Regions from separate parts of the Homo sapiens genome. Here regions 1 and 2 are each linked to region 3. A link is a contact called in ENCODE Hi-C or POLR2A ChIA-PET data. All regions are on one chromosome and are shown on one strand. The core of a region is the stretch at or near the end of the contact, and the rest is flanking DNA. Distances in the headings are between cores, read along the strand shown. Region 1 overlaps LARGE1 (LARGE xylosyl- and glucuronyltransferase 1). Region 2 overlaps LARGE1 (LARGE xylosyl- and glucuronyltransferase 1). Region 3 holds the start of LARGE-AS1 (LARGE antisense RNA 1).

The links. A loop is a pair of places that touch in the nucleus more often than their neighbours do. ChIA-PET counts read pairs that join two places held with the same protein, here RNA polymerase II (POLR2A). Pooled maps may share reads with other maps.
Region 1: a map of heart right ventricle shows a loop between it and region 3 (1.9-fold over the local background). The contact joins the enhancer-like site here to the promoter of LARGE-AS1 in region 3. A Hi-C loop is called at or near these places in 2 of 168 maps with a recorded cell type or tissue (Right ventricle myocardium inferior and heart right ventricle). POLR2A ChIA-PET finds 5 or more read pairs at or near these places in 1 of 52 experiments (K562).
Region 2: a map of heart right ventricle shows a loop between it and region 3 (1.9-fold over the local background). The contact joins the enhancer-like site here to the promoter of LARGE-AS1 in region 3. A Hi-C loop is called at or near these places in 2 of 168 maps with a recorded cell type or tissue (heart right ventricle and sigmoid colon) and 1 of 50 pooled maps. POLR2A ChIA-PET finds 5 or more read pairs at or near these places in 1 of 52 experiments (CD4-positive, alpha-beta T cell).

Annotation. Positions count from the first base shown.
Region 1 is chr22:33,604,345-33,608,585 of GRCh38, forward strand. It overlaps LARGE1 (LARGE xylosyl- and glucuronyltransferase 1), which reads right to left. Exons shown (of 15, transcript NM_133642.5): 5 at 91-214. Among named protein-coding and RNA genes, the nearest start is that of SNORA50B, 98 kb to the right of the region's middle. Within about 2 kb of position 1,512, at least 3 of the 41 ENCODE cell types and tissues checked have a DNase peak (open chromatin) inside an H3K27ac peak, as active enhancers do; they include heart right ventricle, where a contact is called at or near this core.
Region 2 is chr22:33,656,325-33,660,310 of GRCh38, forward strand. All of the region lies in intron 2 of LARGE1 (LARGE xylosyl- and glucuronyltransferase 1), which reads right to left. Among named protein-coding and RNA genes, the nearest start is that of SNORA50B, 47 kb to the right of the region's middle. Within about 2 kb of position 2,672, at least 10 of the 41 ENCODE cell types and tissues checked have a DNase peak (open chromatin) inside an H3K27ac peak, as active enhancers do; they include heart right ventricle, where a contact is called at or near this core.
Region 3 is chr22:33,722,541-33,726,328 of GRCh38, forward strand. It overlaps LARGE-AS1 (LARGE antisense RNA 1), which reads left to right and starts at 2,446. Exons shown (of 7, transcript NR_038950.1): 1 at 2,446-2,561; 2 at 3,072-3,216. All of the region lies in intron 2 of LARGE1 (LARGE xylosyl- and glucuronyltransferase 1), which reads right to left. RefSeq lists an enhancer at 1-272.

The sequences.
Region 1 (4,241 bases), core at 262-2,761, 120 kb before region 3:
ATTTCTGGCATTGCTACAGTCTGCTCAACCACAAGTAATAACGCTTCCAGCTAGAGGAGATCACGGAAGTGCCTCCCCTCCTGCCCATACCTTGAGCTCGTCTGCATTGTAGAAGTCCACACGCACAGCGGGCACCATCCAGGTCTGGAAGAGCGTGGCCAGGATCTGCTCCGCAATGGAGTCAGCAATAAGGTGGAAGTGCAGAGGGTTCCGTCTGTGGGGAGTGTGAGAAGGAAGGGTCAGGTGGAGAGGTACGGCTCTTTGAATTACAGCTGCAAAAACACACTCTTCACAGTTCCTACGGTGGGGCACGTTTCTAACGGCAATTGTGAAAGTAAATCTGGAATGTTACGAAAACAGTGCTCACTGGTGAGGCTGCAGGAGCTGAAAAGGAGAGAAGTCATCTCACCCAACCTCTGTGACTCAGAGAAGTGACAACCAACCACCAATCACTACTGACACCCAATTCAGGCCAAACGCCATACCTGTTATTAGGATTCATTTTTTTCTGAAAGCCGTAAGTAGAGCATGTGTTAACAATTTGGTCAACCTTTATATCTGACTTATCAGCCTTAACGCAGAAACACAACAATGTAGTGTAAGTTTTTTAGACTGGCTGCAGGCGGCTGGCAAGAGACTTCTCCAATAGCACAGTGTAAGTTCTGTCTTCTGCTTGTTCCTCTCCAAAAGAAAACCAGGCTTTAAGATGGAGTCATCGGGAGCTCCCATCACCCAGTAACAGCCTGTCCTCACTTTTAATATTTCTATAGCTTTTGTTCATCTGAAATAGACCACTTCCAGGTTGTATACTAAGCCAATGGCCTCCAGCCTCTACTGAAAGCTTTGGTGGCCAGAACTCAGACCAAAGTGGATTCTGTGCCAACCAAGCGGTTACTTTAATACTTTTGATAATAAAATCAGATTCTGGTGGCAAACAACTTCATTATGCCCTGAACACTTTCAGTTAGGAGCTGAGATGTCTGATGTTGCTTTTACTGAGGCAGCACCCGAAATACCAAGGAGCATTACGCAAGGGCAAAACTTCCGGAGTTAAATGGAAACAGGTTCCAAACCCAGGTCTGAAATGTATGAGTGGGAATCTTGAGCATGTCACTTACCCCTCTGCACTGCTATTTCTACATTCTGGAAAATGTGGAGAAAGACCTTCTCATCAGGCTGCTGTGTTGATTAAATAAAATAAGAAGTGCAAAATACGGCACATCAAAAATAAACATGGGATAATAATCAATAGCAGATGCGCCCTACTGGCTAGATACAAAGCAATACGTCAGTCAAGAACTACTAGCATAAATACTATTGTGCTACTACAAATAATGACATAAAGCGTAATGCCATGAATGAGTACCTACTAGAAATAAAGCACTGTGGGAAATACAAAGATGAGAATGACCCGGCCCGCTGACCTCAAAGAGCTCATACTGCTCAGAGACAGACGAGCGCAGTTAAATATAAGCACGGGGCGGAATGTGATAAGGACTACAAAAGAACACAAAGTTCCACGGGAGTAAGAGCAGCAGCCAATTCTGACAGGGTCAGAAGGACGTGTAAGAGGAGAGGGAAGCTGTGCCCTAAAGGGAAATGCAGGACTTTGACAAGAGAAGAAGGCAGAGGGGATGCAATCTGAGGAGAGCAACAGACAAAGGCTGGGCCCAGGGTGTATTAGGAGTGGGGGCCGGGGGCGGAGGGGCTTAGTAGGGCTCCAGGGTTGGAGCAGAGAAGGACATGAGAATGCAATGAAAGTTTAATTAAAACAGTTTGGACAGGGCACGGCGGCTCACGCCTGTAATCCCAGCACTTTGGGAGGCCAAGGTGGGTAGATAATGAGATCAGGAGATCGAGACCATCCTGGGTAACACAGTGAAACCCCATCTCTACTAAAAACACAAAAAATTAGCCTGGTGTGGTGGCACATGCCTGTAGTCCCAGCTACTTGGGAGGCTGAGGCAGGAAAATTGCTTGAATCTGGGTGGTGGAGGTTGCAGTGAGCCGAGATTGCACGACTGCACTCCAGCCTGGGTGATGGAGCGAGACCCCATCACAAAATAAATAAATAAAATAAAATGAAATAAAATAAAATAAAATAAAAATTAACAGACTAGACTTCAGGGAGGTGTGGGGGGCAGGATGACTGGCCTTTTAGCTCTCGGCCGTCGGCATGGTCACTCCCCACACCTGTCCTATGTTCCAGACATACAGACCATCTCTCAGTTTCCCGCCCCCTACCCCGTGCTCTCTCTCCACCCTGGGCCTTATCATATTTAGCTTGCTCTGCAGGCATCTGTCCCGCAGTTGCTCATTCAATAAATCCTCACTGAGTACACCCTATTTGTCAGGGGATGAGCTGGATGCTGGGGACACAGTGGTGAGTCAGACATACCCACACTGCCCCTGCTGTCATGGAGCTCACAGTCTTGCCCACCCTGCACCTCCACATTCAGCACTTGGTTATCTCTTAGTCTGCCTTAGGACCGCCATCATTTGCTCCTAGGATCCTTTCCTGACTACCCACATCTAGGTCAGGGGTCCTTCCTAACTGTTATCCCAGCCATACGTACCGGCCTACTCATCCTTATGTAGTGGTTGCCTGTCTACTTGTCTACACCCCCCATGTGAGCTCAGCAAGCTCAAGGATCACATCAGATACATTCAAATAGACAGGCCCATGATCTACAGCACAGTGCCTAGAAGAGAGTAGGAGTTGAATCAATGAACTGAATGGATAGATGGGAGATGAGGGGAACAGATGTAGACATGTCATTTAGGAGATCATTAGACTTGGTGGATGTGAAATGAGAATCCGATTAAGACAGTGTTGGCCAGGTGCCGTGGCTCATACCCGTAATCCTAGCACTTTGGGAGGCCGAGGTGGGCGGATCACCTGAGGTCACGAGTTTGAGTCCAGCCTGACCAACATGGCGAAACCCTGTCTCTACTAAAAATACAAAATTAGCCAGGCGTGGTGGCAGATGCCTGTAATTCCAGCTACTTGGGAGGTTGAGGCAGGAGCAGCACTTGAACCTGGGAGGCAGAGGTTGCTGTGAGCCAAGATCGTGCCATTGCACTCCAGCCTGGGCAACAAGAGCAAAACTGCATCTCAAAAAAAAAAAAAAAAAAAAAAAGTGTCTATCCCAGGAAGAGCAACAAGGAAGCTGGATCTAGAGGATTTCAGGAGAACAGATATTAGATATGAGAAAAAAAAGAGGGAGGAGCAGAAGGCAACACTGGGGTTCCTGGGTCAGCGGCAATGGCTCCAGGACAGGGAATACAATGAGAAAGGCACCTTGGAGGAGGACAGTGAGTCTGGGATTGGGCAACCAAGCTGAAGTCAGGGGTGGCAAAGCCAGTGCTGCTGCTGAATGGGTGGGTCTAGACCTGAAGAAAGAAATTTCTCAAGGCCAACCTGCCATACATGTAACAGGTGCCTAAGGGTAATAAACTGAATAAACGAATCAAAAAGCAGTCAGCACTGCAGAATTTCCCCATGGGACCCACTGCCTTTTAAAGACTGCAACTTTCCCATAAAATTATCTATGCTCACCATGCTCAGGGGAAAGGGGCATATTTTCCCTACAGCTTCCCTAAATGCCCTATAAGAAGCTGCCACTGGGCCTTGGTGATGCTTGGTGGCATGAAGGGACAATGCTGTGTTTGCCCACTGGCCAGTGGCTTACCTGAGGGCCAAGTCAGAGGCAGCAGGACAAAGTCACCAGGGAGACAGACGGTCCATTTGGCCCTCAGTGTTTCCACGACTGTCTCCCAAGGCCACAGTTGCCATAATGGATTCTTATTAACGGAGAATGGATAAAGGTAAGCCTATATCATGGTCAAGTTGCATGTTCATCTACAGTAGAGGGGCAGCTTAATTTTAGCCATGGGGTGACAATAATAAATGGACCAAGCTTCTTATATTTGCTCTAATGCATCATACTTTCCATATTTCTGTATCTTTGCTTGTGCTGTTCCCTCTCCATGGAATGCCCTTCCCTGCTTGGAAGCCCCATGAATTCCTGTTCATTCTTCAAAATTCCCTTTGTAAGTCATCTCCTCCTGGAAATCTTCTTTGAGCACTTCCTCGTGTCTTTCTTCTGCTAACTCTGCACCTTGTGTGAAAAGCTCATCCGCCATCTGTAGCAAGGCATTGTGATACGTATTTAAACTGCTGGCTCCTTGTCCCTACTGTGAGACCACAGACGACAGAAACCATCTTTTCATCCCCATCC
Region 2 (3,986 bases), core at 1,422-3,921, 66 kb before region 3:
GGTTTCCCTTATAAAACCATTGGATCTTGTGAGACTTATTCACTACCATGAGAACAGTATGAGGGAACCGCCCCCATGATTCAATTATCTCCCACTGCATCCCTCCCACAACACATGGGAATTATGGGGGCTACAATTCAAGATGAGATTTGGGTGGGGACACAGCCAAACCGTATCAATACTCAAATTCTCTGCTGTTCTCCCAGCCCAAGCCCACTAAAGCTGCAGGCAGGGCACATAAAGGCAGAAGTGGATAGAATCCCCTGCGTGTAAGTGCCTTTACCTTTGTTTCTCTATTACCTTTCCTTCCAGGTTTCTACTCTTTAGATATACACAGTCTATGTATGAACATGATGTATCGTTCTATCATGCAATACGTGTGTGTGTTGATCTGCGGTTCAGCCCACTTTCAGCTTAAAATGTCAAACAAGACATTATTCAAAAACTAAGCTGACAACATCATCCTCCTCCCTGCAAAACTTCTCAACAAACATGAATTTATCATCGACTCTGAATCTCTGAATCCACTTGAGATGAATGTTCTGAATTAAGAATCAAAACATCTAAGATTCAGAACAAAGAAGGTAAATTGAAAATCAACCTCCGTGCAGTGCAGTGACAGAGATTAGGGACTTACCATCCAAAATGTCCTAAGTGATGATCTCAATCAATCTGAATGTGCTGAGTATCTCTGGATCTCTCCAGAGTGCTGGCATCTGGTACTGCATGTGGGATCCACCACTTTGAAATGAATAGGACTGGGACTCATTAATGCAGGCAGGGCCAGGGTCTGGATGGGCCTCCCATGAAGGGGGCTCAGACCCTTTCAGGGGTGACAGACCCAGATCTCTCTAGTCTAGGAAAGCAAACTCTTGCACTTAGTGCCAGATTTCAGGAAAGCTGTCCGGTTGCATCATCCTGCCCGTGATAAAGACACTACATCCCTAACCTTTATATGGCAAAATCTCCCTACGTACAATCTGTCACTAAAGCCTGCCAATTCTTTCTTCCTGATGTTTGAAGCACTTGCTCTTCCCATTTGATTTCAAACATCTCATCCGAAGCCAAGCCTCTTAATCTTATCCTAAAACAGGGGTCATCAAACTTTTTCTGTAAACATCCAGAGAGTCAATGTGCTTTACTTCGCAGGCTATGCTATCTCTGCTTCAAGCACTTGACTGCCATTGTAGCATAAAAGCGGCCATAGAAATACATAACAAATGGCTGTGGCTGTGTTCCAGTCAAATTTTATTTCCAAACACAAGCAGAGGGCCAGATCAGGCATACTTTTTGGCCATAGATTATGGATCCTGTCCTAGAACATTGTGTGGGTCTCCTGGGCTAGTCCCCCTGCCTCTGATTTCTCCCTGTTCCTGTCAGCTCACTCGCAGGTGCCACGGATAACATTCTTCAATCCTATTTCCACCACGTTTGCAGTCTGATAATGCACAAAAACAACTCTATCTACTTCAAGGTCATCCATCAAATTCAACAAACACTTGGTCAGTTCCCCCTGAGTACATGTCCTTGGGTGCTGTGTCTGCATCGTCTCATTTTAATTTATGCAACGCTGTCATGAAGTGGGTATTCTCACTATTTCCATTTGACTAATGAAAAAAAAAAAAGAGAAACAGGCACATGATTTAACTAGTTCCATGTCATCCCAGCAACAATGGCAGAGGGAGAGTCTTGAACCCAGGTTCACTGGCTCCAGATAAATGGCTCTTTCCGCACCGAACCGGAATGTCTCCTATTCAACACCCTCCGAACAAGTCCAGCCTAATTTGTGGTTGCGGTTGTTGTTTCTGCTTCATTCCCTGGTCCCTCAGGCCAGTGGTCCTCAATCTGGGCTTCCATTAAAAAACTTAGGAAACAATATGAATGTGCACAGGTCCCAACCTAGATGAATTCATATAGCATCTCTGGAGGTGGGGGTCTAGTTATCAGCATTTAAAAAAAAATTTTAATTTAATTTTACGGTCCGGGATACATGTGCAGGACATGCAGGTTTGTTACATGGTAAACATGTGCCACAGTGGTTTGCTGCACAGATCAACCCATCACTTAGCTATTAAGCCCAGCATCCATTAGCTACTCTTACTGATGCTCTCCCTCCCCTGCCAACTCCCCAACAGGCCCCAGTGTGTGTTGTTCCCCTACTTGTGTCCATGTGCTCATTGTTCAGCTTCCACTTATGAGTGAGAACATGCGATTTTTGGTTTTCTTTTCCTGTGTTACTCTGCTGAGGATAATGGCTTCCAGCTTCATCCATGTTCATGCAAAGGACATTGTCTCATTCCTTTTTATGGCTGCATAGTATTCCATGGTGTATATGTACCATATTTTCTTTATTGAATCTATCACTGATGGGCATCTGGGTTGATTCCAGTCTTTGCTATTGGGAATAGTGCTGCAATAAACATATGTGTGCATGTATCTTTGTAACAGAATGATTTATATTCCTTTGGGTTTTCAGCATTTTTAAAAACAGCCACTCCCATGGGATTCTCATGTGTAATGAAGGTTGAGAAATGCTGGCTGAGGCATTTCCCCAGACTCTCTAGATTCAAAGGAAGTCTTAGCATTGCCACACTTAATTATAGTATTGCTCTGACCCTGCACTCCATTTCCCTTACACAAGCCTCTACTGTATTCTCTCAGCAGCTTCCATCATGTGACCCAGACCCACATGATTTCCTGGTATTGTAGCTCCTCCAAGCATAGGGCCTGCTTTGCTCCTCGGCATCGCCCTGCTTCCTGGAAGACAGTCTCCTTCAAAAGCAGTTCCCTTCTAGCCCAGCTGCCTGACTATCCAGCTTCTCCGGTTTCTGGTTCCTTTCTCTTGACCAATCACAGGTCACCTTATTCCAATATATGTTTCAATTTTTCATTCTCCATATGAGACTATATTCATTTAGCAATTTGTAATTTTTGTTAGAAAATGCCCTCCTTTTAATTAACATAAAGATTTCACACCCTCATTCAATGCCAAATATCTAATATCATTTGATATTTCAAAGTAAATTAAATATTGCAGCCAAAGTCATTTTAGAAAAATTTAGAAAACTCAGTTTGATCTTAAAAGTTAATTTTGATCATGAGATGTCCACAGGAGAGCTGAGTCTGCCAACGTGTCATCAGCTTTTCTTTTCTAGGCAGTTTATAAGTCACAGCAAGACACAGGTCCAGGCTGAGCCATTTTCTTAAGTTTCAAAAGCATGGAATCAGATTTGCTGTGGGAAGGAAAATGGCAATGATGACACACAAAGGCTGCTCGCTTTTTATGAGGTACACAGGGAATGTTTTGCCCCAAAATTCCCCTAAGTGATTTTCTGGAAGTTATCTTTGGCAACCAAAGCACACTTGAGTTCCAGCAAAGGCCCTGGAGACAGATCTTCTGACAAAGATGGAAGAACAGTTAAAAAAAAAAAAAAAAAAAGGAGAGTTCCTCACTAGCTTCTAAAAAGAATTTGCAACTACAGTGCCAGGGAAAGAGGCCTGGATTCACTGCACCATAATAGGCTGAATGAGATCTGACTTTTGTCTTCCATAAAATCATTTCCAAGAACGTTAGCTTAAAGAGCTTCATTAAGTCAAGAAAATGAAGACATTTTTAGCACCAATTTGCTGTACCTATACCTGGGTTTAGACTACAAATGCTTGAAGTGTGTTCTAACGAGCAATGATACCAGTTTTTGTCTTTTGAAACTTCAGGTTCAATGATTTCAAAGCTTCAAATGTTTTGTTGTGTGTGTGTGTGTGTGTGTTTTTTTTTTTTTTTTTTGCCAAATATGCTAAGTTTTGAAAGTTGGAGGCAGTTGGTCTTTGAACTGCTGTTACCATGGTGGGGCAACCATGTCTTCCTGCTTCTATAACTGGCCCGTCATATACTCAAGGAGTCTGAGTATGGACAAAAGGGCTTTGTTAGTAGCATTCAAATCGTCACCAACCAAGGCCAAAAAAGATAATGTATTTAGTGCTCTGTT
Region 3 (3,788 bases), core at 1,196-3,695:
TGATGTGCATGGAACCGAGCTGCACATTATGGGGGAAATACATCATTCCTGCCCTTAGAATTGAATGAACACTCAAAAACATCCAACAGAGTCACAGCAGAAGGCACGTTATAGTAAGTCACCCAATGGAGGGAAGTATAATGGCAAGACCAAAGACAGAAAAATAATCCTGATAAGACAGAATGGAAGAAACAGTGAAGAGGGACTCTACAAAAAAGGTGAGGTAGGTCTAGGAAGAAGGGGGTGGACCCTGCATGAGTTAACAACACAGAGACAGAAAAGGAACACGTGCATTCAGGGAACCATCGAGGCCGCAGCATGGGTAGGCTGCTGATTGGGGTCGCAAGTGGGAGTTGAGGTCGGAGCTTGGGGGTGAGCTGTTTTGATGACGTTGTAAAGGGAAATTAGAGCAAGATCCTGGAATGCGGTAAGTGAGCCACTAACAATATCTGGCCTTACTCACTTGCTTTCTAGGCAATGAGGAGCCACAGAAAGCCTTTGAACAGGGAGTGGCACAGCCTTTGAGGAAGATTCCTCTGGAATCTATACGAAAGGCTGGAGGATAAAAGGAGGCAGAAAGCAAAGCCAAAGGGGTCAGACAGAAGCTAGCAAAGGCTTGTTCGAACAAGGAAGCCATTAGAGACAATTACAAGAAAGAGAAGTTTCTAGTTTAAAAGAACCGTATGAAGCTCTCGTTAAAAAGAAAACGGAGTTGCAGTAGTGAATTTCCAGGTTGGCTGCAGACCAAGCCCAGATTTAGGTTCACGGTGTAAAGAGCACAGCCTTCAGGGTCCAGGGGCAAAGGGAGGCATGCCATCTTTCTTTCTCCCAAGAAACAGCTCCAGGATGTGGGTGATGTACAAAGAAATTCTAGAATCAGCTCATGTCTACAGATGCTTTGGAAATCCATTGTGTCCAGTGAGGTACTGTAAGGTGATGAGTGGAAACAAGAATGAAAAAGGTGCTTGCTGATTCCAAAAACCTTACACACAGACACACACACTGATATCAGGCGGATTTGGGTAAGGCTCATATGAAGTTAATCAACAAATCAAGGGAAAAGGGACATGGAATTTGGAAAATGACTAAGAAATGTTGGAAGATAAAATTTGTGGTGTACCTTAGAGAGAAAAACTCCTGTATTTCAGGAGACTGCCATCCACACAGGCATTCTGAGCCCCCCTTTTTTCCCCCTCTACCCATGTGTGATGGTCTCTCTGCGGGACCTCATTCATTCACACAACTCCCTATACCACCCTTAACCTGAGAAGGGCCCGGCTGGGCCACCAAACCCAATTGCGATTCATCACTGAGCCCAGCCTTTGGTTGCAGCCAAAACAGGAAAGAGAATGAAGGAGGCTAGAAATACCACAAAGGCAAACTTGGAGCTAGTGCCCACCAAACCAATTCCCTGCTTCAGAAATGGAACGATGCTGAACTGTCAGCTGAAGAAGGCTGCACAGCTTGAAAGAGGAAGCGTCAAAGGAAGCTTGGTGGAGAGGAGAGTGTGAATAGGGAAGTGCCAACAGGGACACGTGCAGGGGGTGGGAAGGCAGGCAGGACGCCCAGTGAGAGTGACAGAGGCCAGCAGAGCACGAGTGTGCAAGGAAACACAGGGAACGAGAGGCTGCGTGGCTGACAGTGTGCCGGGGTGACAGGCGGATACGGCACATGACGCAGAGTGGAAGACAACCACAGGTAGAGAAGTGTCAGCAAAGGAATGCATTTTTGCTGTTCTCCTAACAATTCAGCACACATCAGATGGGAAGGGTGAAGGAGGAGAGCATGAGACAGGGGTGAAAAGCAGAGCCACAGGGACAATGAAGGACTAAGTCCCATAATACAAAGACCACGGGTCTTTCTTGACTAGACTGATGATGCTATGGGGGTGGAGGTGGAAGTGGGAATCCCTGGCTCTCAGCCACAGTTCTATAAGGGTCACCTTCGTGCCCTCATCTGTATGCTCCAGTAGGCTCATTACCCAGGAGAGAATTATCTCCAGATAGAGAAGGGAAGAGTTGATATAATGTAGACCAAACTCCACCCAGCCATGCCCACAGGCTATGGTACGGGAGACCCATTCCTCCCAGAAAATGGTGAACAAAGGCTCTGCATGCATTTATCAACTTTGTAACAGTCATGGTAACTTCTTCTCCCTTGGCTCATTCATTTATTCATCCATTCATTCATTCGGCAATTATTACTGAGTGTCTGGGACAAGCTGGGCACTTCTAAGTGTACTGAACATGACCAACCAATCACCTGCCCTCAGGGAGTTTACAGTCCAGCGGGAGAACATAGAAAAGAGACAGTCTCAACAGCCAGCAAATACAGTGGAGGCATCAGGCAGTGATCAGAGTTGTGAAGGAAATAAAGGAAGGAAAGGTGGGGTGGGAGGAGGAGGGTTCTGATTCTGACTTCATAAAGGGCCCTCTCTCACAAGGTGAAGTGTAAACAAAGACCTGCAGGAAGTAAAGGGGCTACAAGGGATCCATGGAAAGAGCATTCCCAGAAGCGGGGCCAGGGCAGTGCGCACAGTGAGGAGAGCAGGTGTGTGTGAGGTGAGTAAGAGAAGACACAAGGGTGGGGGCCGCGGGAGGCAGAGCCAGGAGGGCAGGGCTGAGTGGCTCTGGAAGCTCTGGAAAGGCCAGCGGTCAGGTCTGATGGTGGGTCTGAGCAGAGTCGCTTTGTGACACCCTTCTGCTACTGCATGGGGCGAGGGAAGAATCCCAGGATGTGGTCTGGGAGGCAGGAGCACAGAGGCGACAGGGTGGTGACCTGCCCATTGGCCTCGGCCGGTATTCTGAATGCAAGGGTCAGCAGCAGCAACTGTGCAATAGTGCCTTTCTTTTCAAAGAGCCAGCTGCTCTGATTCACAGACAGTCCCTCCCAGTTGAGGGTTCATCAGGAACTAGAGGACCAACCAACAAGGTCATTTACCTGTCACCACTGCTGCATTCACTGGTAATCAAAAGGGGCAGGGTAGGGGAGGACCACGAACCCAAAGAGAAGGTCTGGGAGCATGCAGACATGCCTCTCAAGCCTCACAATTGTCCTTTTGCTAAATTTAGGTTGAAACAAAACGTTCAAAGCCCCCTCGGAAGCCCATCCACAGGTGTGTGACTGTGAACCGCATCGTAATCTCCTAGAAAGCAAGAACATCAGGCTTACATTTTCCACTTGCCTCTCACGGCTCAGAGCTCTGCAGTATATACAGTAAGCACCAAATGAACACTTTTCAGATAAATTAAATAACTGCAGAATAGTCATAATGACAGTGTTTTTTTTAAAACAATATTTAATAATTGCTTACTCTGTGCCAGTACTTTTCAGCCAAGGGCAATTTGCCCCCCTGCCGCGGAGACATTTGGCAATGTCTGGAGACACTTTTGGAGTCACAAATCAGGGGAGAGATGCTGCTGGTACATAGTAGGTTCGGAAAGCTGCAAAATGTCATACAGTTCACAAGACAGCCTCCCTGCCCCCCATAAGGAAGGATTCTCCAGCCCCCAAAATCTAGCGCTTATAAATCACTATTTATTTTCACAGCTACTCTTTTTTTTTTTTTTTTCCAGTTGAGGAAACTGGGCCCTGAGACATTAACTTGCCCAAAAGATCACAGTGGGCAACATTCTAGAGCACAGTGGAAGCCGACAGGTAAATAAGTAGATGGGTAGAGTGCAACAGACAGGCAGACAGATTGAGACAAAAATGGGAAAACTGGGAAATATGGAAAAGAACAGGGAATGGATGAAAAGTAGTCCTAAGCCAAGCTCTGCCAAGAAATG